Linked DNA regions of Homo sapiens: region 1 is linked to region 2. A link is a loop called in an ENCODE intact Hi-C map of the cell type or tissue named here. Cell type or tissue: Caco-2. All regions are shown on one strand. Each heading gives the region's core, and the rest is flanking DNA. Links, peaks and the distances in the headings are about the cores only. Region 1 overlaps COL26A1 (collagen type XXVI alpha 1 chain). Region 2 overlaps COL26A1 (collagen type XXVI alpha 1 chain).

Region 1 (12,183 bases), core at 1,828-9,827, 65 kb after region 2:
AAAAGTGGAAGAAACCGGCTAGAAATCAAATCCCTTCCCCTGGCACCAGTGCTGTTTTTGGCTTCTGTATTCCACTACCCAACCAGTGCAAACTAGGACCTGCCTCGGTGCCCACGGGCAGGGCGGGCAGCTTCATCCTGGTTTGGCCAGGCCGATACAGAACATTTGCTTCAGAGGCGATTGGGAAAAGGAAAGGATTTCAAGCTACGGAGGAAAGGAAAGCTGCTTGCAGGAGGAGGCCAGAGAAGGGAGAAACTCCAGCCTGGCCCACGCCTGGCCCCCTGCAGCCCAAGTGCCTGCCAACTTACCCTCATCACAGTTGCTCCCGGTGAAGCCAGGGCAGCATCTCCACTCCAGCACCGTCACCGTGCGGTAGGACACTCTGTAGGTGGGTCTGATCAGAGTCCTGTAACTAACACACAGACAGCGTCAGGGGGGCATGAGCTCCCACCCACCCACCTCCAGACCCCACTGCTGCAAAGATGGGCCAGGCTGTTTTGCCCAGCCAGGGCTCCGGGAGGCCCCCATGGCGTGGAAACCACTGCCGGGGTCCGTGTTCACTGGCTGTGCAAATGCCTTTGCAAAAATCATAACGGAGGAAGTTATGACAACGAAAGAGATCAGACCTAACTGACTCCATCTTGCTTCTAACTTTAGGCTGTCCTCCTTCATTCCTGGGAGTAGGCCGAACTAATCTTGGGAAGAAATTTAGTTTATGGTTTGACTCTGAAACAAAATTGATAATATCTCTTTCCCAAAAAGACCCCCTTCTTACCTGGGTACCAGTCTGCCTTTGTAGGACTAATAAATTAGCTACAGGATTAGAAATTATGGTTTACGGGGTCATGCAGCCTATGGCTGCAAGAGTCTGAACCTCCCCAAATTGCTCCTGGAGATAACATCGCCATTATAAAACCTAAGATCAGTGCTTGAGATATTTCGCAGACCCTGTCCTCGATGGATCAGCTGATACCACCCAGACCTGTAATCTGGCTTGAGCAGTGCTATGATCCCATCCAGAAACAGAAGACAGCAAGAAAACCTCACTTCGACCCCCTACGATTCCATCTCCAACCTGACCAGTCACCACTCCCCAACTTCCGAGCCTCTACCCACCAAATTGTCTTTAAAAACTCCATCCTGAATGCTCAGGAGACTGATTTGAGTGATAAAAACCTCCAGTCTCCCATACAGCCGGCTCTGTGTAAATTACTCTTTCTCTCTCTCTCTCTTTTTTTTTTTTTTAGTTGAGACAGAGTCTCACTCTGTTGCCCAGGCTGTAGTGCAGTGGCGCGATCTGGGCTCACTGCAACCTCTGCCTCCCAGGTTCAAGCGATTCTCCTGCCTCAGCCTCCGGAGTAGCTGAGATTATAGGTGTGTGCCACCAGGCCCAGCTAATTTTTGTATTTTTGGTAGAGACAGGGTTTCACCATGTTTGTGAGGCTGCTCTCGAACTCCTGGCCTCAAGTGATCCACCCACCTCAGCCTTCCAAAGTGCTGCGATTACAGGAGCAAGCCATGGCACCCGGCCATCTTTCTCTATTGCAATTCCCCTGTCTTGATAAATCAGCTGTGTCTAAGCAGCAGGCAAGGTGAACCCCTTGGGCAGTGACAGCTGTGTGACCCTGCACAAGTCGCCATCCCTCTCTGTATCAGCTGTGATCTAAACGTGGATGGAACTGGAGGCTGTTATCTTACATGAACCACCCAGGCACAGAAAGACAAATACCATATGTTCTCTAAGAGGGAGGTAAACAATGTGTACACAATGGAGACATGGAAAGGGATGGGTAGGTAATGAATGCAATGTATGTGATAGGGTTTGGATATTTGTCCAAACTCCAGATCTCAGGTTGAAATGTAATTCCCAGCATTAGGTGAAGCCTGGTAGGAGGTGATTAGATCAGGGGACAGACCTCTCATGAATGGTCTAGCACCATCCCCTTGGTGATAAGTGGGTTCTGGCTCTCAGTTCACGTGACATCTGGTTATTTAAAATGGTGTGGCGCCTCCCCCATCACTGTCTTTTTTTTTTTTTTTTTTTTTTTTGAGACGGAGTCTTGCTCTGTCATCAGGCTGGAATTCAGTGGCGCGATCTCGGCTCACTGCAACCTCCGCCTCCCAGATTCAAGCGATTCTCCTGCCTCAGCCTCCCAAGTAGCTGGGATTACAGGCACATGCCACCACTCTCAGCTAATTTTTGTACTTTTAGTAGAGACAGGGTTTCACCTTGTTGGCCAGGATGCTCTTGATCTCCTGACCTCGTGATCCGCCCACCTCGGCCTCCCAAAGCGCTGCGATTACAGACATGGGCCACCGCGCCTGGTGCCCCCTCACTCTCTTTTTTTTTTTTTTTTTTTTTTTGAGACGGAGTCTCGCTCTGTCGCCCAGGCTGGAGTGCAGTGGCGGGATCTCGGCTCACTGCAAGCTCCGCCTCCCGGGTTCACGCCATTCTCCTGCCTCAGCCTCCCAAGCAGCTGGGACTACAGGCGCCCGCCACCACGCCCGGCCAATTTTTTTGTATTTTTAGCAGAGACGGGGTTTCACCGTTTTAGCCGGGATGGTCTCGATCTCCTGACCTCGTGATCCGCCCGCCTCGGCCTCCCAAAGTGCTGGGATTACAGGCGTGAGCCACCGCGCCCGGCCCCCTCACTCTCTTAATCCCAATTTGCCTTCAGCCGTGAATGAAAGTTTCCAGAGACCTCCCCAGAAGCCAAGGAGATGCCGGCACCATGCTTGTAAACCTGCAGAACTGTGAGCCAAATTAAACTTTTCTTTATAAATTACCCAGTCTCCGGTATTTCTTTATAGCAACACAAGAACAGTCTAATACAGTACATTATGTGGGTGATGGATTTCCTAAGAGCCCTGACTTCACCACTGTGCAATATATCGGTTGCACTTGTAACCCATAAATTTAAACAAACAAAAAATAATAGTAAACATAAAGTACCTGGCCAGGCATGGTGGCTCACGCCTGTAATCCCAGCACTTTGGGAGGCCGAGGTGGGTGAATCATCTGAGGTCAGGAGTTCGAGACCAGCCTGGCCAACATGGTGAAACCCTGTCTCTACTAAAAATACAAAAATTAGCCAGGCATGATGGCAGGCACCTGTAGTCCCAGCTACTCAGGAGGCTGAGGCAGAATAGCTTGAACCTGGGAGGTGGAGGTTGCAGTGAGCCGAGATCATGCCACTGCACTCCAGCCTGTGTGAAAGAGTGAGACTCCATCTCAAAAAAAATAAACAAACAAAATAAAATAAAATAAAAAATAAAGTCCCCTCTAGCTCTGCCATTGTACAACTCTCCAAGTGTGGCCACCTGTGAGGGGAAAGTGTCCTGAACACTGAACACTGACCAAGATGATAAAGAAAGAAAAGGGGCCAGGCACGGTGGCTCACGCGTGTAATTCCAGCACTTTGGGAGGCCGAGGTGGGCGGATCACCTGAGGTCGGGAGTTCAAGACCAGCCTGCCCAACATGGAGAAACCCCATCTCTACTAAAAATACAAAAATTAGCTGGGTGTGGTGGCGCATGCCTGCAATCCCAGCTACTCGGGAGGTTGACGCAGGAGAATCATTTGAACCCAGGAGGCGGAGTTGCGGTGAGTGGAGATCACGCCACTGCACTCCAGACTGGGCAACAAGAGTGAAACTCTGTCTCAAAAAAAAAAAAAAAGAAGAAAGGAAGGAAGGAAAGGAAGGAAGAAAGAAATTAGCAGGACCTGCAAAATTTTCAACTATCATCTACTCTGACCTTTTTCCCAATTATAATTTCTTTTGGTTGATTCACCAACAATAAACCCAAAGTGGGTTTATTGAACACCCACTTTGTGCTATATTGCGGTCATAGATTTATAAAACTGTGTCATCATCCTGAGAAGAGCGAGACACTTCAATGAAGAAAACTTGGCATACACGGCCAGGAGTAGGGGTTACACCTGTAGTCCTAGCACTTTGGGAGGCCGAGGCAGGAGGATTGCTTGAAGTCAGAAGTTCGAGACCAGCCTGGGCAATATACCAAGATGCTGTCTCTACAAAAAATAAAAATAAAAAAATTAGCCCGGCATAGTTGTGCACACCTGTAGTCCCAGCTACTTGGGAGGCTGAGGTGGGAGGGTCACTGGAGCCCAGGAGTTTTGAGGCTACAGTGAGCATGATCGAACCACTGCACTTAGCCTGGGCAACAGAGCAAGACCCTGTCTCTGAAAAAAAAAAAAAAAAGAAAAGAAAAAGGAAAAGAAAAAACTTGGAATACAGTAGTGGGACTCTTGCAGGAATTAAAAAAAAAAATTCTTGCAAAATGCTGTGAATCCCATCGTAAAGTTTCACACTCCCACAGTTTCGAAATTTTTCTTACACATAAGTTGGATGCTTTTTTGTCACACTCCAAGAATCGCGAATATAAAATGCATGACCAAATTTCATAAGGGAGACACATTCAGCTTTTATTATTCACTTTACGTGCATTGTCATAACTGCTGCTTGATCAAGTTTGCACAATGTCCCCCTGAAGACAAAACTACATAACTTCACAAAATTTAAATCTGCTGACATCGAGCAACTTAATCGGTGAATGAAACAATCATGAATTAATTGGTAGCAGCAGGCGCGACGTTTGGAGACGCACTGTTGACAGGAAAACACACGAGTGGAGAACTGGATTTCAGAAGTACAGCTCTGAATCTGAAAAATCCTGTTACGCTCATTTCTTTTTTAAAAAAGCAAAAACCTGCACTCGTGTTTCATAAACATTCCAGCAAACCAGTTTCCCCCTGGAGATCTGGGGGTAGCGTGGTTGTGTGCAGCTGGGACAGGAGGTAGGAGATGACCAGGAGAGGTGCCCACAGCTGTGAGCTGGAGAGCAAAGCCCCCAGCTTTTGGGAGCAACTGGGCAATCCAGTGCAGGATGGGGGGTTGGAAAGAGGTGGCAGAGCCTTAGTTCCAAGGTCACCCCTCCTTACAGCAAGTGACTCTGGTATGCGATGATGAGTACAAATACACGATTTTCACAATAAACACACACTCACATACATGCACACACATTCACATACCCATGTGAGGACACACGTGCCCTCACACACTCTCACACCTTCACACGCTTGCACAAACTTACTTGCAAGCTCTCACAAACTAACACATACGCACACCCTCACACAGTCACACACTCATTTGCTCTCTCACACTCGTGTGCACACTCGTGCTTGCACACTCGCACAAACACACTCGTGCACACTTCCACACACGCACTCACACAAACACGTGCTCAGCACCCTCAGACTCACTCATGCACACTCACAGTCACACACTTGTACGCAATTATGTACACACACATGCACCTATTCACACGCTTGGATAAACACACACTCAGCCTCACACTAACACACTAAACACGCTCACATACCTGAGGACTAACCTCTGACCGTTTTCTTCTCTTGCCCAGATTCCTATCTAAGGAGCCTGGGGAGTCACGCCTTTCAAACCACAAAGCCTCATCACACAGGTTCTATTTTAACCCTATATGATGTGGCTGGCTTTCCAACCAGGCTCTAGCATAACATCGCATGGCAGATAAGGAAGGAAATCAAAATATTTCAACCCCAAATATGTTTCTATGCCATATCTTTTGTTCTGTTTTTAGACAGAGTCTGCTGCAGCAGGGGAATTCCTTGAACCCGGGAGGCGGAGGTTGCAGTGAGCCGAGATCGTGCCACTGCACTCCAATCTGGGTGACAGAGCAAGACTCTGTCTCAAAAAAAAAAAAAAAGAAAGACCTAGAAAAACAGAAAGGGCTCACAACCCTCTTGCTGCCGCAGATCTGCCAGCCGAAAGCAGGCCCAGCTTGGACAGAGGAGAGCTTTTGTTTAGATTAAAAATGGCAGTTTTAAAATTAATTCCTGAAATGGTCTTCCGACTACGAGAGACCAGAAAAACTACAGAGTCCACCCAGGGCCCGGGGCAGGCGCAAGGGCCAAGCTGCTGTTGTTTGCACCCTGCTGAGCACAGCTGATGCCAAAAAATCAGGTCCCTCCCTTAACCTCTGCACGATGGGATCAATGGAGCCCTGGGCTCAGGAGTGCAAGCCTGGCATTTGGGCTCTGTCCCTAATTCACTATACAACATTGCACAGGTACCTAAACCTCTCTGAGCCTGTTTCCTGGTCTGTATGATGAGGATACCAGGGAGACCAGGATGCCTGGTGTAAGGCTGTGAGTGCAGGAGGGGTGCATGGATGCTGGGTTTGCAAAATACAGACCTGACCTCATTCCTCCCAACCCACACCCTTCGGCCGTCCCCACTGTCATCAGGAGAGAGTCCGGGCTGCTGAGCCAAATGTGCTGGCCCTCCTCCACCTCACACAGACACCTCTGGCCCTCACCCACCAGGCGGGAGCCCTCCAGATGCACCAGACACTCTCACTTCAATCCACACTTGGAATGATGAAGATGGTCATGAGAACAATAAAAGTAGGTATGATAGGCCGGGCACGGTGGCTCACGCCTGTAATCCCAACACTTTGGGAGGCTGAGGCAGGTGGATCATTTGAGGCCAGGAGTTCGAGACCAGCCTGGCCAACATGGTGAAACCCCATCTCTACTAAAAACACACACACAAAAAATAGCCGGGCATGGTGGTGGGCGCCTGTAATCCCAGCTACTCAGGAGGCTGAGGCACAAGAATCGCTTAAACCTGGGAGACACAGATAGAAGTGAGCTGAGATTGCACCACTGCACTCCAGTCTGGGTGACAGAGGGAGACTCTGTCTTAAAAAATATATAAATATAATAGTAGCTTCAATTGCAGACTCACAGTGTACTGAGTGGTTTACATAAGCTGACTGAGAACAACAGAGGCCATTATTCCCAGTTTACAGACAAGGAAACTGAGGCACAAAGAGGTTAAGCAACTTTGTCAAGGTGGTGGAACTGGGATCTGAACCCAGGCAGAATTGGTTCCAGAGCCCAGTAATACTAATTTGTGTTCGTTCAGTACAGGCAAAGGTTTTCCCTCTCATCTACACACAGGGACTGATCTCGGGCCCCTGATTCAGAAACTGAGCTCATCCCTCTGGAGATGCTCTTTTCTTTTTTCTTTTTCTTTCTTTCTTTTTTTTTTTTTTTGAGACGGAGTCTCTCTCTGTCGCCAGGCTGGAGTGCAGTGGCGCAATCGTGGCTCACTGCAACTTCTGTGTCCCGGGTTCAAGCAATTCTCCTGCCTCAGCCTCCCAAGTAGCTGCAATTACAGGAGTAATTTTGTATTTTTAACCTAATTTTAGCTAATTTTGGTATTTTTTGTAGAGACAGGGTTTCACCATGTCGGCCAGGCTGGCCTCGAACTCCTGACCTCAGGTGATCTGCCTGTCTTGGCCTCCCAAAGTGCTGGGATTACAGGCATGAGCCACCGCTCCTGGCCACAGTCTTTCTTGGCCCCTCATTCTGAATTCCATGGGCTTGGCCCATGCCACTCTGGAACCTGATGGCTGCCAAGTCCAGGCGTGGGGCACACCAGTAGGTGGCACTGTGTCACCATCCCAACCGGCCAAGACTCAGCTTGGTAGCCCCCCTGAGTCTCACCTGAATGCCCAAGACAGGTTCCACATTTGTGGCCCATTTCCCCAGTCTTGGAAAAAAACCCGAGGGAGGCTGGCCTCCTGTCCCCATGAAGAATTGCCAGCCCCTGCCGCTAGGGTCCAGTTGGGCAAACTTTCTTTTTTTGTTGTTTTTTTGTTTTGAGACAGAGTCTCGCTCTGTTGCCCCGGCTGGAGTGTAGTGACGCGATCTCAGCTCCCTGCAGCCTTCACCTCCCGGGTTCAAGCGATTCTCCTGCCTCAGCCTCCTGAGTAGCTGGGATTACAGGCGCACACCACCACACCTGGCTAATTTTTGTATTTTCAGTAGAAATGGGGTTTCACCATGTTGGCCAGGTTGGTCTTGAACTCCTGACCTCAGGTGATCTGCCCACTTTGACCTCCCAAAGTGCTGGGATTACAGGCGTGAGCCACTGCCCCTGGCCTAGGCAAACTTTCTAAAATGCAGATCCAGTTTAGGGACTGCCCTCCCTCAAAAACAGGGTGTACATATTTTATTTAACCTCTGTCAGCCTTAAGGCCGCACTCAGTTGAGGACACCAGGCTCCAAGAGGGAACTCATCTTCCTCAAGGCTCCCTGCAGAGTCCCCAGCCACATGGTAGTGTCAACTTTGCTGCTTGGTGGGAACATTAAGGGCCAATAACAAGGTCCCGGCCAGGTGCCACACAGCTCTGGAGCGGGGTGTTGTCCCTCCTACCCCTAAGACTTTAACAACTCTTAGATTTTGGAGGCAAAAACAAGATTGGCCTCTGATGCCTGGATTCTCCCCAAGGTGGAGCAGCCCCATCCATCCATGACTTCCAGTGGTCACCAAGTCCACTCTATGGCCCACGGGCTCTGCCTGCTTTGATCTGGTGTCCTCCCTGGCCTCGCAGGTGACTTTGTTTTCCAGCCACACTGGTCTTCTCACAAATCTCCAGCACACCAGTTTCCTTACCTCTTTTTTTTTTTTTTCAGACGGAGTCTCACCCTGTCGCCCAGGCTGGAGTGCAGTGGCACAATCTCGGCTCACTGCAACCTCCGCCTCCTGGGTTCAAGTGATTCTCCTGCCTGAGCCTCTCGAGTAGCTGGGATTACAGGTGCGCACCACCACTCCTGGCTAATTTTTGTATTTTTAGTAGAGACGGGGTTTCACCCTATTGCCCTCTGAGGGGCTGGTCTTTCTTGTCTCTCTCTCTTTCTGTCTCTCTCTAGGTCACCTCCTCCAGGAAGCCTTTCTAAGGTCTCCCACCACATCTGCCCAGCACCCAGGAGGTACATATCACTATCAATCGACTGACTAGGGATCTGGCTCTCCTGGGTCTGTTGGCACCCCTTCAGGATGCAGAGCTGAGGCTTTTCCTGGGTATTACATTCAGCCTGGTGTGGGTCCAAACAAACCCCAAGGTGGGGTGGTCCTCCTAGAGTCTGTCTGCCAAAACCACCAGACTCCAGGAATGAGCTGAAGGTGGGCGAGCCCCTCACTGGTCCCTGGAAAATGTTCTACATGCCCATTTTAAGGATGGCAAAATCAGCTCAGGAAAGAAAGGGGGCTGGGCGCTGTGGCTCACGCCTGTAATCCCAGCAATTTGGGAGGCCCAGACGGGTGGATCGTCTTGGAGTTCGAGACCAGCCTGACAAACATGGTGAAACCCCATCTCTACTAAAAATCTCTACTAAAAATACAAAAATTAGCCAGGCGTGGTTGTGCACGCCTGTGATCCCAGCTACTTGGGAGGCTGAGGCAGGAGAATTGCTTGAACCCGAGAGGCGGAAGTTACAGTGAGCTGAGATCACACCACTGCACTCCAGCCTGGACCGCAAGATTGAGACTGTCTAAAAAAAATACAAAAAGAAAAGAAAGGGGAACTTAAGGGGGCTGTAGCCACTGAATGCCTGCGTACTCGGCCCACTCACACCTGAGAGTATTACTGTCCCATTTTATGGATGAAAACACTGAGTCCACCAGAGACTGTGCGGCAGGTAGGTGCAGAGCTGGACTTGGTCCACACCAACAGAAAGTGGAGGAGCCAGCCCTGAACCTTCACCCCACCCTTGACTGCATATACCCCATCTTTCCACATATACCCCATCTGCCTCCCTCCCTCTCTGGTTCTCCCAAGTGATGCTTTTTTGTTGTTTGTTTTTACTGTTGTTTATTTTTTTTTGAGACGGAGTCTCGCTCTGTTGCCCAGGCTGGAGTGCAATGGCACAATCTCGGCTCACTGCAGCCTCCACCTTCCAGGTTTAAGTGATTCTCCTGCCTCAGTCTCCCGAGTAGCTAGGATTACAGGCATGCACCACCACGCCTGGCTAATTTTGTATTTTTAGTAGATATGCGGTTTCTCCATGTTGGTTAGCCTGGTCTCCAACTCCCGACCTCAGGTGATCCGCCCGCCTCGGCTTCCCAGACTGTTAGGATTACAGGCATGAGCCACCTCGCCCAGCTCCAAGTGACGTTTTTAAAGCAGAAATGTCCTTGAACCTCTCCTAGCTTTTCTTCAATCTCAGGACAAGGCCAGGCACAGTGGCTCATGCCTGTAATCCCAACACTTCGGGAGGCCAAGGCAGGAGGATCACCTGAAGCCAGGAGTTCAAGACCAACCTGAGCAACATAGCAAGACCCCCATTTCTACCAAAAATTTAAAAATTAGCCAGGCATAGTGGTGCATGCCTGTAGTCCCCACGTACTTGGGAGGCTGAGGTGGGAAGATTGCTTGAGTCCAGGAGTTTTAGACCAACCTGAGAAACATAGCCAGACCCCGTCTCTTAAAAAAAAAAAAAAAATTAGTGGGGTGTAGTGGCACGTGCCTGTAGTTTCAGCTATTTGGGAGGCTAAGGCAGGAGGATCACTTGAGTCCAGGAGTTTGAGCTTGCAGCGAGCTGTGAATGTACCACTGCACTCCAGCCTGGGCAACAGAGTGAGGCCCTGTCTCTTAAAAGAAAAAAAATCTTAGGACAATACCCAAATCCTAAGCCTAACCTTGTGGACTTCTGCCATCTGGCTACTGTATACCTTGGCCATCCCTCCTCCTCTCCTTGGCCACCAGCTCCTCCCCGCCCCCATTCAGAACTCCGCCCGATTCAGAATTCCACCAGCATTCAGAACTCCGCCCCCATTCGGAACTCCGCCCCCCATTCGGAACTCCGCCCCCATTCAGGACTCCACTGGCCCTGTGTGCATGTGCTCTGTCTCTGCCCAAGTCATGCAGCCTCCCAGAGCTCAGTGAAAGTGCTGCCTCCTCTTAGAAGCCCACCCTGACTAGCCCACACTCGGTCCCTTCCACCCTACAGCAAGCTGGGCCTCTTCAATCTACACCCTCAAAGTACCCAGACTTCTCTTCTAAGCACTTATGATTGTACACCCATGTATGTAATTATTTGTCTGACATCCTTCTCCACGGAGCCACTGGCTACACCGCCTGCCTAGCTTAGAGCGAGGCACATCGTCTGCACCCAGTGAAGACTGGTGGAAAGAACGAAGCATTCAACGAACAGGGTGCCTGGATGCAGTCTCAGTCTGGGAGTGGCTCAAGCCTGTAATCCCAGCACTTTGGGAGGTCAAGGCGGGCGGATCACCTGAGGTCAGGAATTCGAGACCAGCCTGGCCAACATGGTGAAACCGTCACAACTGAAAATACAAAAATTAGCCAGGCATGGTTGTGCACACCTGGAATCCCAGCTACTCAGGGGGCTGAGGCAGGAGAATTGCTTGAAATCAGGAGGTGGAGGTTGCAGTGAGCAGAGATTGTGCCACTGCACTCCAGCCTGGGGGACAGAGTGAGACTCTGTCTCAAAAAAAAAAAAAATGAAATGCTGGTGGGGAGGGCTCCCCGGAGAAATGAGGTCCCCATCACTGGAGGTGAGTAAGCAGAGGTCTTGGCTCTCTGGTCTCCAAAGTGGATGTGGCCCAAAGCGTCACGAAGTCCTGCCTCGGGTGCGGGGGGACATTGCACCATCCAGGGATCGCCTGCTCAGAATGACTCTGCCAGCCCAGAACCTTGCCTGGGGGAGCCAGATGCCCCTCCCTCACTGGGCACGTACCCCTTCTCAGCCTCCATGCCTGCCCGCCCCCGACTCCTCCCCTGGCCTCCACTTCCTCACTAGGAACCCCCACGAGGGGAGAAACAGACTGGGAGGTTCCGAGTCAGGCTGGAGACTCAACAGGAAACGAGAGTGGAGGTTTCAGAGCGGGAGGCAGGGGATTATTAATCTCTTGATTAATAGCTGCAGGCCAGCGGGGAGGGGAAAGGGGCTTCCCACTGCATTTCTGAGGCCTCCAGCCTCCCCAGAATCCAAGCTAGACGTTCCCGAGAGCCAGACGGAATGGACAGTGGGCCCAGTGGGCAGGGTCTTCTGCCAAACCTCACCTCACCCTCTGGCCCAGGGTCACAGTCCACCTGGGGGCGGTGCGGGGTGGTGCAGTGGATGCAGCCCAGACAGGCCCCCACTGCTTGGGGTGGGCAGCCATGGTGAGCTTCTCAACCCAAACAGTCCCGCTAAGGAGGAGAGGCAGGGAAGAAAGAGCATGTTTTAAGAAAGCACTTCAATCCAGGACTTTGTGTTGCCTTGCGGGCATCCATCCTGAACAGCAGGCGACCCAACCAGAGGGGGGA
Region 2 (12,183 bases), core at 1,803-9,802:
TACATGGTAAGGACCTATTACTTTTTTGGTGCACTGCTGGATTTGAATAGCTATCTTATTTGGGGGTTTGTGCCTAAATCATTTATAGCTCCAACTGAATATTTGGTGGTCACAGAGGTAGGGCCAATTTGTGGGAAGTAGAGGCCAAGGTTTTGTTTCTGTTTTTTTGAGACAGGGTCTTGCTCTATTGCCCAGGCTGGAGTGCAGTGGCACGATCATAGCTCACTGCAGCCTCAACCTCCTGGACTCAGGCGACCCTCCTGCCTCAGCCTCCCTAGTAGCTTGGACTACAGGCAGGCACATGCCGCACACTGGCTAATTTTTTATTTTTTTGTAGAGACAGGGCTCTCAGTATGTTGCCCAAGCTCATCTCGAACCCCTGGTCTCAAGTGATCCTCCCACCTTGGCCTCCCAAAGTGCTGGGATTACAGGCGTGAGCCACCACACCTGGCTAGGTTTTGATTTTTTCCAGCCAAATTTTCCCCATCCAGAGTACACAGAAGATGGACAAGTTTTCTTGTTGCCTCCATGAGCCAGTGGGCTTTCCTGAGTTGCCTCTTGCACTAAGTCATAGCCCTAACTCAGCAACAGAGGAGCCCAACCTCCTCCCCTGTGCTGACTCAGGGGTAAACCAAGACCAATATTCTCACTCCACCCCGACCTCCACGGTGACCACAGCACCAGCAGCGAAACCCTCTGCTTCCTTAGCTTCTGGTAACTGGGGCACCTAGAGCACATTCCTGCCTTATGAATTCGGTTGTGTCTTTCATTTTATTTATTATTATTACTTTTAGAGACAGGGTCTCACTCTGTTGCCCAGGCTGGAGTGCAGTGGTGTGATCATAGCTCACTGCAGCTTCAAACTCCTAAGTAGGCTCAAGCAATTCTCCCGCCTCAGCCTCCTGAGTAGCTGGGACTACAGGTGTGCACCACCATGCCCAGCTAATTTTGGGGGGTTTTGTAGAGATGGAGTCTTACTATGTTGCCCAGGCTGGTCTCAAACTCCCGTGCTTATGCAATCCTCCCACCTACAGTCCTGGCAGAATTGGACTTCAGCAGAACCGGGGTCCTCCCTTTTGTTGGCCTGTGGGGAAACACTTCTGATGGGCCCCTTTTTGTAAGGTTGCAAGTAGTCACATGAATACTATCAGCCACACTGGCCAGATCAGGGGACAATCCTATGTCCTGGGACTTGAAACGTTCTTGTCCACGTGTGGCGCTTGGTGACTACCATGGCCAGGGACCAGCAGGTCCTGTCTGCCTTCAGCCTAGAGCAGGGCTCTGAGCCGCCTTTTCTTAGGATAGCTTAACGGAACCCACAAGGGCTCAGCCCCTGGACCAGCCAGGCCACTTTTGCCCTTGAGAATCAGGATTTGTTCTGGGAGTTCAGTTAGTAGCATTCACATTGAGCATCCAGGAGACCCAGCCCTGAAACCGAGTCCAGCGGGTTATGCTTTCCCAAGTCAAAGCCTTCTAAAGGGTTTGGTGTGGCCAGGCCAAGGGAGGCAGGGAGAGGGCCTCTGCCCGTGCGCCACCACCTGATGTCGACTTGAACTCAGATGGGAATACTTTTGAAAAAAGTGAGATGGGCCGGGTGCGGTGGCTCACGCCTGTAATCCCAGCACTTTGGGAGGCCGAGGCGGGTGGATCATGAGGCTAGGAGATCGAGACCATCCTGGCTAACATGGTGAAACCCCTGTCTCTACTAAAAATACAAAAAACTTAGCCAGGCATGGTGGTGGGCGCCTGTAGTCCCAGCTACTCGGGAGGCTGAGGCAGGAGAATCGCGTGAACCTGGGAGGTGGAGCTTGCAGTGAGCCGACATCGTGCCACTGCACTCCAGCCTGGGCGACAGAGCGAGACTCCGTCTCAAAAAAAAAAAAAAAAAAAAGAAAGAAAGAAAAAGAAAAAAGTGAGATGCACAAGTGCTCTGAATCACCTTGTGTGGCTCGCTCAGAGAAGCCCCCATTAGCCAGACACAGTGGCTCACGCCTGTAATCCCAATGTTCTGGGAGGCCAAAGCAGGAGGCTCTCTTGAAGCCAAGAGTTTGAGGCCAGCCTGGACAACATCGTGAGACCCCCTCCCAGCCTCATTCTCTACAAAAAATTAAAAAATTAGCTGGGCATGGTGGTGCTCACCTGTAGTCCCAGCTACATGGGAAGCTGAGGTAGGAGGATCACTGGAGCCCAGGAATTTGAGGCTGCAGTGAGCCTGACTCAGCCCCAAGCCCCAGGCTCGCCCTGTCTCTGCAGCTGTGTCAGAAGGCAGGAATAGCAGGTGCAAAGGCCCTGAGGCAGGGAAAAGGCTGGCAGGTAGTGAGCAAAGGTGTGTGTGACATGGGATGAGGTGCAGCCTTACCTGCAGGGCCCAGGAGGGGACTTTTATCACAGTGAACGGAATTACTGAGTTTCAGGGAGGGCGATTTCATGATCTCATTTACATCTTTAAAAGGCTCCTCTGAGAGGCCGGGTGCAGTGGCTCACGCCTGTAATCCCAGCATTTTGGAAAGCCAAGATGGGAGGATTGCTTGAGCCCAGGAGTTTGAGACCACCCTGGCAACATAGTGAGATCCCTACATCTCTACAAAAAAATTTCAAAAATTATCTGGGCTTGGTGATGATTGCCTGTAGTCCCAGCTACTCAGGAGGCTGAAGTGGGAGGATCACTTGAGTCCAGGAATTGGAGGCTGCAGTAAGCCATGATTGCACCACTGCACTCCAGCCTGGGTGACAGAGTGAGACCCTCTTAAAAAAAAAAAAAAGACTGGGCGCGATGGCTTATGCCTATAATCCCAGTACTTTGGGAGGCTGAGATTGGCAGATCACCTGAGGTCAGGAGTTCGAGACCAGCCTGGCCAACATGGTGAAACCCCGTTTCTACTAAAAATACAAAAATTAGCCGTGCGTGGTGGTGCACACCTGTAGTCCCAGCTACTCAGGAGACTGAGGCAGAAGAAGCACTTGAACCTGGGAGGCAGGAGTTGCAGTGATCCAAGCTCGCACCACTGCACTCCAGCCTAGGTGACAGAGTGAGGCCCCGTCAAAAAAAAAATAAAAGAGCCCCCAGTGCTGAAAGAGGCCAGGAAGCCAAACCCTGAGCTGCTGGGGGCCTCAACTCACCCGTGTTGGCCGGGCCTAGACCATTCTGGGGGTGGGAATGAACCCTGCCCTGTACCTCTGCAGCCCCACTCTTCATCTGGCAGCAAGAACCAGTGATCCCTGGCCAGACTGGCATCCCATTAGTGAGTTTACCAGCCTTAGTGAGATGCCATTGCTCTAGGTGCAAGGAGGAGGGAGGGAATCAGAGGCTGTTTTCTGTTCTTCTTTTCTTTTTTCTTTTTTTTGAGACAGGGTCTCAGTCTGTAGCCTGAGCTGGAGTACAGTGGCACGATCTCAGCTTACTGCAACCCCCGCCTCCCAGGTTCAAGCTATTCTCCTGCCTCAGCCTCCTGAGCAGCTGGGATTACAGGCGCCTGCTACCACGTCTGGTTAACTTTTGTATTTTTAGTAGAGAAGTGGGTTTCATCATGTTGGCCGGGCTGGTCTCAAACTCCTGACCTCAAATCATCCGCCCACCTCGGCCTCCCAAAGTGCTGGGATTACAGACACGAACCACCATGCCCAGCCTCCTGGTTGTCTTAAAGAGCTGGCACCTCTTCCTCCCCCATCTCTGGCTCCCTCTTTTGCTATGCGACGCATCAGCTCCCCCTTCACCTTCTGCCACTAGTAAACGCTTCCTGAGGCCTCACCAGAAGCTGAGCAAATGCTGGTGCCAGGCTTGCAGAACTGTGAGCCAAGTAAACCTCACTCAGACTAGAGTGCAGTGGTACGATCATAGCTCACTGCAGCTTCGACCTCCTGGGCTCAAAGGATCCTCCCGCCTCAGCCTCCTGGCTGAGTAGCTGGAACAAACCTCTTTTCTGTATACATTACCCAGCCTCAAGTATTCCTTTATAGCAACACAAAACGAACTAATACAGGTGGGAAGGTAAAGACCTGAATTTGAAAAGTGACCACTTCCACATGTGAAATGACACCCAGCAAAGATTAGGGGTCTCTCCTCCTTCATCTGAGCTGAAAGACCTTACGGTCAGGTTTCGTGAGTGATGGGAGAATCCTCTGAGGGTTCCTGTAAATAAGATTCTCTGTGCCCGGGCATGCTTTAGGAGAGAGGGGCCAATGTTTCATCTGTTTATCAAGGAGGGGTGGGAAGGGAGGGTTGTTGGTTCATGCCACCCTAAATGTTAAGACCATCATCTTTTTTTTTTTTTTGACAGGGTTTTATCTCTGTTGTTCAGTCTGGAGTACAGTGGTGTGATCATGACTCACTGCAGCCTCAAACTCCTGGGCTCAAGCGATCCTCCCACCTCAGCCTCCTGAGGAGCTGGGACTACAGGTGTGCACCACGCCTGGATGATTTTTCTATTTTTTGTAGAGATGGGGTCTCGCTGTGTTGCCCAAGCTGGTCTTGAACTCCTGGCCTCAAGCAATCCTCCCTCCTAGGCTTCCAAAACTGTTCGGATTATAGGCATGGGCCACCGCGCCTGGCCAGGTTAAGGAATTTTGTAACAGTTACATGACGGAGCTGGGATTCTGTCTCCAAAGTCCACATTCTCCACCTCCATGCTCCAGTGTGTTTGGAGAGCCTCAAACAGCTTGTGATCAGTGGAAGAGAAGATGTGAGCAGGCACAAGGAGTGGAAGACATGAGGCTGGAGGGCCATCAGGCTCTTGAAAGCCAGGAGGCTGTGGGATTCAGGATGCTGTGTTTGCACAACCCTAGAGGGCGCCATCATATCATGGTCCTCATAATTTTATATATATTACGGCAGTTTTCCAGCAGATGGCAGTCACGTGCCTTGAGGAAGGGGCGCTTTTTCCTTAATCTGCACAAAGAAACCACAGGGACCAGCGGCGGTGCTATTTGGCTGATATCCAGGTGGGGTGGAAAGTCCAGAAGGGTCTCAAACAGGGAAGGGGAATGTTTAGATTTCTGCTTGCTCTTGGTGGGGAGAGACCGGAGGTTGCTGAGACAGTTCTGATAGGTGGGTGAGATCTAAGGTAAGAAAATGGGCCACTTTGTGGTGGCTCACGCCAGTAATCCCAACCTTTGGGAAGTGGAGGAGGGAGGATCACTTAATCCCGGGAGTTGGAGACCAGCCTGAGCAACACGGAGAAACCCCATCTCTATTACAAACACTAAAAATTAGGCATGGTGGCGTGTGCCTGTGGTCCCAGCTACTCAGGATGGGGAAGTGGGAGGATCACCTGAGGCGGGGAGGTGGAGGTTGCAGTGAACTGTGATCACACCACTGCACTCCAGCCAGGGCAACAGGGTAAGATTCTGTCTCCTGCTCCCCCCACCCAACAAAAAACAAAGCCAGGAGGGGCAGAAAAGAGGAGATGGATTAGAGAGGGCTGTAGAGACAGAAGAATCCACGGGATGTTGGGGATCCCTTGCAACAGGGTCACAAGGAGAGAGTTGAGGCTTTGAGGTTTCTGATTTCAACGGCAGATTGGCTAGACGGAGTAGTGTTTTTCACTGAGCAAGGAGAATTAGAAGTGGTTCTAGGCAAAGCCGGGCGCGGTGGCTCACATCTGTAATCCCAGTACTTTGGGAGGCCGAGGCAGGCGGATCACTTGAGGCCAGGCGTTTGAGACCAGCCTGGCCAACGTGGTGAAACTCTGTCTCTGCTAAAAATACGAAAATTAGCCAGGCGTGGTGGTACACACCTGTAGTCCCAGCTACTCGGGAGGCTGAGGCCAGAGAATCGCTTGAACCCGGGAGGCGGAGGTTGCGGTGAGCCGAGATCACATCACCACACTCCAGCCTGGGCAATAGAGTGAGGGGGAAAAAAAAAAGGAGTGGTTCTAGGGAGTGGGGAGGAGTTGCTTTTGGATGTGTGCAGGGAGGAGAAGGCTGCAGACAGCACACCTAAGAGGGAAGTTGGAGAGGGATTGGACAGAAAGGTATGAATCTCAGCTTGTGACCAATCCATGCAAAATAACAGCACTCTGGCTGGAAATCCCCGGATGGTCCAAACCATCTTGCAGAGCTGTTATGAGAAATGCACTCTCCTTAGGGACCGTGGTGCCCACTGACTAATCAGAAGGAGCAAATACAGTCAGGGAATCTCTTCTGCAGTTAGGAACACGGAGGCTAGGTAAAAGGAGAAAAGGGATCCAGTGTCCCAGAGCTCAGGGCTGGTACCCGGGATCTCCAGTTTCTAGACCAGCCCTGCAGCTCACCCCTGGTCTCGGGGCCCCTCTCAGCTCCCTGGAGCCAGAGCCACTGTCCCAGGGGGTGGGCTGGGTAGGTCTAATCTGGACCCGTTTGGTTTCTGCTAAGAGGCCCCCACCAGCTCTTTCATTGGCAGCCAAAACATGCTCCTTTCCAAGGCAAAAACAAAATAAAATAAAGCATGTTACAAAGTGACTCTCTCTTCTCCGATTCATTTTAATGTGCTTTTCAGCGTTGGTTTATTGTGAGCAGCTCTGTGTGCAGAAAACATGTGCTTGCAATATGCCAGTGACAGTAGGGATTCCAGGGGGCCTCCTGGCCGCCCCAAACAACCGGGACAGTCAGGAAGTTAAAGGCATGTCTTTGATGATCAGGTAATTGGTGACTCTCAAATATTTGTCCCAAAGGCTCTGAATGGGTGTGATTTCACCCAGAGTCCATTCCCTCCACTGACCCCATTCGGGCAGAGGGAAAGGACAGAAGGAGAATTCAAGGGCTGTGGTGTGAGGATGGGTTCTAGCTTAGAGTGTGGCTTCTCCTGTCCTAGGGTCCTCGAAGGTGTAACGAGCTGGGAGGGACCAGGAGACTCAGGGTCTAGTCTGTAATACCACTGTGTCATCTTAGGCAAGTGTCTGTCCATCTCTGGGCTGTTGGGCCTCAGTTTCCCCGTCTTATAAGAGAAGGCAGCTGTGATGGTTAATACTGAGTGTCAACTTGATTGGATTGAAGGATGCAAAGTATTGATCCTGGGTGTGTCTGTGAGGGTGTTGCCAAAGGAGATTAACATTTGAGTCAGTGGACTGGGAAAGGCAGACCCCACCCCCCTCAATCTGGGTGGGCACCATCTAATCAGCTGCCGGTGTGGCCAAAACACAAAGCACGCAGAAGAATGTGAAAAGACTAGACTGGCCTAGGCTTCCAGCCTATATCCTTCTCCCATGCTGGATGCTTCCTGCCCTCGAACATCGGACTACCAGTTCTTCAGCTTTGGAACTCGGACTGGCTTCCTTGCTCCTCAGCTTGCAGACGGCCTATTGTGGGACCTCGTGATCCTGTGAGTTAATACTCCTTAACAAACTCCTCTTTCCATCCAAAAAAAAAAGTATACACACATACTCATGTACACACAAAAACAAAGTAAATTCACAGTCATGCACACACATGGAGTGGTCATACTCATGCACACACCTAGGCACACACATGCACCCATGCACACACAGAGTGCCCACACACCCATCACACTCATGCATACACACAACACACTCATACACATTCATGCACACTCACAGTCATGCACACACACAACACACATACACACTTCTGCACAATCACAGAGAGTGCTCACATACACGGGCACACCCACCCAACATGGATCTACACACGTGCACACCCAGACCCACGTGCATTCATCCACACACATAACTTTTTTTTTTCACCCAGGCTGAGTGCAATAGCGCCATCTCTGCTCACTGGTTCAAGCCATCCTCCTCCCTCAGCCTCTGGAATAGCTGGGATTACAGGCGTTCGCCACCATACCCGGCTAATTTTTTGTATTTTTAGTAGAGATGGGGTCTCACCATATTGGTCAGGCTGGTCTGGAACTCCTGACCTCAAGGGATCTGCCCGCCTCAGCCTCCCAAAGTTGGGATTACAGGCGTGAGCCACCGTGCCCAGCCCACACACATAAATGGACACAGACACACACAGGCATACACACACACATACACACACACACACACACAGTCTGGGCAACAACCAAGAGTCCAGGCTCTGGCCTTTCATGGCCGGTGACGGTGGAAAATTCACTGAATCGCTCTGAACTCAGCAGCATCGTGTGGACGACAAGGAAGTAAAAAATTCACATAAATCCTCATAACAATGCCAGCCTCTGGGTGCCCTGGAGAAGGACCAATGAGATGGCGGAGGCAGAGGTGAGATGTTTTCTAAATCACAGGACCCGGGACACATGTCAGTTGTCAACAGCAACTTTGGGGTCACAGCTCAGACAGAAGCCCTGGTGCCTCTGGAGTGGAGAGGAGCGAGGCGGAAGTCCCCGAATCAGGCGAGCATAGACAGGGGAGGAGGTTGGCCCTGGTCCCTAATCCCAACATGAGAGGGGTCAGCATGGGGCAAAGAGGTGGTGCCAGTGGGCCGGGCACCGTGGCTCATGCCTGTAATCCCAGCAGTTTGGGAGGCCGAGGCGAGCAGATCATTTGAGGTCAGGAGTTTGAGAGCAGCCTGGCCAAAATGGTGAAACCCCGTCTCTACTAAAAATACAAAAATTAGTGGGGTGTGGTGGCACGCGCCTGTAATTCCAGCTGCTCAGGAGGCTGAGACAGGAGAGTCGCTTGAACCCAGGAGACAGAGGTTGCAGTGAGCCGAGATTGCACCACTGCACTCCAGCCTGGGTGATGGAGTAAGACTGTGTCCCCAAAGAAAAAAAAAGAGGTGTTGGGGCTCAGCTGGGGTAGTGAGCTCAGGGACACTGGGGAGCTGGGGGACACCTGCAGATGGAGGGCCCTGCTGGGCTCAGGGTCGCCTGCCCACATCCTGAGCTCGCAGCAGAGAGAAAGGGTCAGCTCAGGCGTGACACATGGTCCCCTTCCTGGAAGTTACTGTAAATACTGAACTACTGTGAAACAGGAAGTGGCAGGCCTAGGTTCTAACAAGGGACTCTCCAAGGAGGAGAATGGCCATTGCTCCCTACTCATGTCCCTTGGAGGTGTCACCTCCCTGCTCACAAACCTGACCAGTGCCTGTGACTTCAGGACTGAAACAAAAGTTCCAGCACCTTCCCTTGAGGCAATCTTGTGTGGTTCAGACCCCCTGTCCGCAAGTGCTGGGGCTTTGTGAGCCATGCAGACCCTTAGCTGGGCACAGTGGCTCACGCCTGTAATCCCAGCACTTTGGGAGGCTGAGGCGGGATGATCACCAGAGGCCGGGAGGTCAAGACTAGCCTGGACAACATAGCAAGACCCTGCTTCTAAAAAAATACGAACATTAGCCAGGTGTGGTGATGTACACCTGTAGTCTCAGCTACCTGGGAGGCTGAGGCTGGAGGATCCCTTGAGCCCAGGAATTTGAGGCTGCAATTGAGTGATGATCGCACCACTGAACTCCAGCCTGGGTGACAAGGCAGGGCAGGGTAGGGCGACACTCAGGCCCTGTCCCAGACCTATCAATCCTAATCTGCATTTAAATAGGACCCCCCAGGGTGACTCCTGCACGTGGGACAGTTTGAGAAGTGCTGTTTATATTTCATTTTCCAACCATCATTTCTGAGACATACAAACCAGGAGGTGGTGACCGTCCTGTTGTCACCAGCACCATGCATTGTTAGAGAACAGAGGCGAGAGGGGACCCCACAGACCTTGCCCCAACACCCAGTTCTGGGGCCTGGGAGGAAGGTGCATCACTGATGAGAGAAGAAATCACAACAAAGGCATGTAACAGGAGTAACTGCGTATATGAGGCCCAGGCTCTATTCTTCACAATGGTAGATGAGCTGGAGAAGGTTCTGGGGGCAGCAGGCAGGCTGGGCCCTGGGGAGCCACAGAGGGACTGGGCAGCTCACCCTGAGAAGGAGGAGGCAGCAGATGGGCCCCACCTTGGGACCCAAAGTCACTGGGCGGACACCATGTAGAGCAGCTCCCGCCCCTTAGAGAATGAGCTTTCAGCACAGAGCCAGGCAGCCCCGGGAAGGAGGGAGTGCCCGTTCCTGTAAGTGCCCAAGAAGAGATTGGACAGCCGCTTGGGGAGCATGGCAACAAGAGGGGGGCATGCGTCCCTAGACCCTGTGAGCTGAGACTCCCATGGGCTGAGCCACCCACCCACACTGGGTCAGATGAGGGGGCTCCCAATCCAGCCACCCTCCCAGGCTGCAGTGGAACAGCCCCTTTCCTGGGTCCCCCCTGACAGTGGGGCTCCAGCCCAGCTCCAGCCCAACTCCGGCCCCGGTCCTGTGTTCTCCACAGCACCTGCCAGTCCCTGAGGGGCCTTAGCCTCCAGCTTGGCAGGAGTTTCTGAGTCTGGGACCTGTTAGTATAGAAAGCCCAATCCCTTCTTGGAACCTCAGTTTCCCCATTAGAACAAGAGGGGATTGGGCCAAATGACCTCAAAGGCTTTGGAAGGGGCAATATATTCCGTGTGTATTTTTCTTGAGCATAGCTGGTTTTTGTTGTTGTTGTTGTTTGTTGTTGTTGTTGTTTGAGACTGAGTCTTGCTCTGTCGCCCAGGCTGGAGTGCAGTGGTGCGATCTCGGCTCACTGCAACTTTCGCCTCCCAGATTCAAGTGATTCCCCCGCCTCAGCCTCCTGAGTAGCTGGGATTACAGGCATGTGGCACCATGCTCAGATAATTTTTGTAATTTTAGTAGAGACAAGGTTTCGTCCTGTTGGCCAGGCTGGTCTTCAACTCAGGTGATCTGCCTGCCCCAGCCTCCCAAAGTGCTGGGATTATAGGCGTCAGCCACCGCACCCGGCCTTCAAGCATAGTTTTGAACTAGATTTTTCTAGGGAGCCTGGCTTCCATCTCTGGAAAGACCAGGGAACGCTTCCTGGAGGAGGTGTCTGGTGAATCCGGAAGAAAGGGCGGAAGATTTTGGAGCTGCACACGCAGCCCATGTACATGTACTCACTATGCACACACACAGCCCATGTATACACAGGGCCCATGCATGCACACACACGCACACAAACTCAGCTGTTTGTATACACAACCTGTGTTTGCACACATAGTCCACGCTTGTACACAGCTCATGTACACACACAGCCCATGGCGCACACTCACACACACATACTTTCTATGAGCATGCACCTCCAAGAGTCTGAGCACCCCTTTGGACAAAGCCCTGTGCTGGGCACCATGGGGATGAACCCAGTGGCCATCTTGCTCAAATGGAGTGTGACACAGCGCAAAGGATACAGGCCTGGGGCAGAAACAACAGGCAGAGAGTGACAAGGGCTGAAAAGAGGGGCAGCTCCTGGAGGAACCTGGCTTCCATCTGGACAGACCAGGGAAGGCTTCCTGGAGGCGGTGTCTGGTGAATATGGAAGAAGCAGGGGAAGATATTGGAGCTGAAGAAACTGGCTATCTTCAAGGAGTCTCACCTCTGAGCTCCTCCTGGCCTTGCCCCACCACTGCTGTGGGGGCATTTAGGTACCCCAGGCCCAACACAGTGGCCATGGGAGCTGGAAGAGGCCTGGGGCCGACATGGGGATGTGTGCGTGTCTCCTAGCTAATGACTCTCGTGGCCCCCAACCCACTTACTCCCTGATTCCACAGGATTATTCCAACTGGCAGGTTCCTAAGCATTTCTTTTTTTTTTTTTTTTCTTTTCTTTTCTTTTCTTTTTTTTTTTTTTTTGAGACGGAGTCTCGCCCTGTAGCCCAGGCTGAAGTGCAATGGCTCGATCTTGGCTCACTGCAACCTCCGCCTTCCCAGTACAAGCGATTCTCCTGCCTCAGCCTCCCTAGTAGCTGGGATTACAGGCGCCTACCACCATGCCCGGCTAAACTTTTTTTGTATTTTTAGTAGAGACAGGGTTTCACCGTGTTGGCCAGGCTGGTCTTGAACTCCTGACCTCGTGATCCGCCCGCCTTGGCCTCTCAAAGTGCTGGGATTACAGGCGTGAGCCACCGCCCGGTGGTTCCTAAGCATTTCTAACAACCTCATTTAGACAATCACGGCACTTTTCTTTTTTTATCTATTTATTTATTTTTTTATTTATTGAGACAGCGTCTCGCTCTGTTGCCGAGGCTGGGGTGCAATGGCGCGATCTCGGCTCACTGCAGCTTCAGCCTCTGGAGTTCAAGTGATTCTCCCGCCTCAGCCTCCCAAGTAGCTGGGACTACAGGTGCCCACCACCACGCCCAGCTAATTTTTGTGGGGTTTTTTTTAGGTATGGGGTTTCACCATGCTAGCCAGGCTGGTCTCGAACTCCTG

The links. Hi-C counts contacts between places; a loop is a spot of excess contacts. Peaks named below come from ENCODE experiments on the same cell type or tissue, not always from the same donor. Only the 100,000 strongest peaks of a DNase experiment are listed, where the experiment ranks them.
Region 1: a loop joins it to region 2, with 4 times the contacts of the local background. A loop is called at or near these places in 5 of 110 quality-filtered maps.

What each region holds. Positions count from the first base shown.
Region 1 is chr7:101,435,913-101,448,095 of GRCh38, reverse strand. It overlaps COL26A1 (collagen type XXVI alpha 1 chain), which reads right to left. Exons shown (of 13, transcript NM_001278563.3): 3 at 309-412. Among named protein-coding and RNA genes, the nearest start is that of COL26A1, 79 kb to the right of the region's middle. RefSeq lists enhancers at 8,631-9,590, 10,465-11,106, 11,107-11,750. In Caco-2, for the core only: a CTCF peak has its summit at 7,516 (motif pointing right); DNase peaks (open chromatin) are centred at 5,445 and 7,515.
Region 2 is chr7:101,500,607-101,512,789 of GRCh38, reverse strand. The region is part of intron 3 of COL26A1 (collagen type XXVI alpha 1 chain); the gene reads right to left. Among named protein-coding and RNA genes, the nearest start is that of LINC01007, 62 kb to the left of the region's middle. RefSeq lists a silencer at 5,211-5,330 and enhancers at 4,743-5,502, 7,821-8,510, 8,511-9,200. In Caco-2, for the core only: CTCF peaks have their summits at 4,626 and 4,825 (motif pointing right); a DNase peak (open chromatin) is centred at 4,839.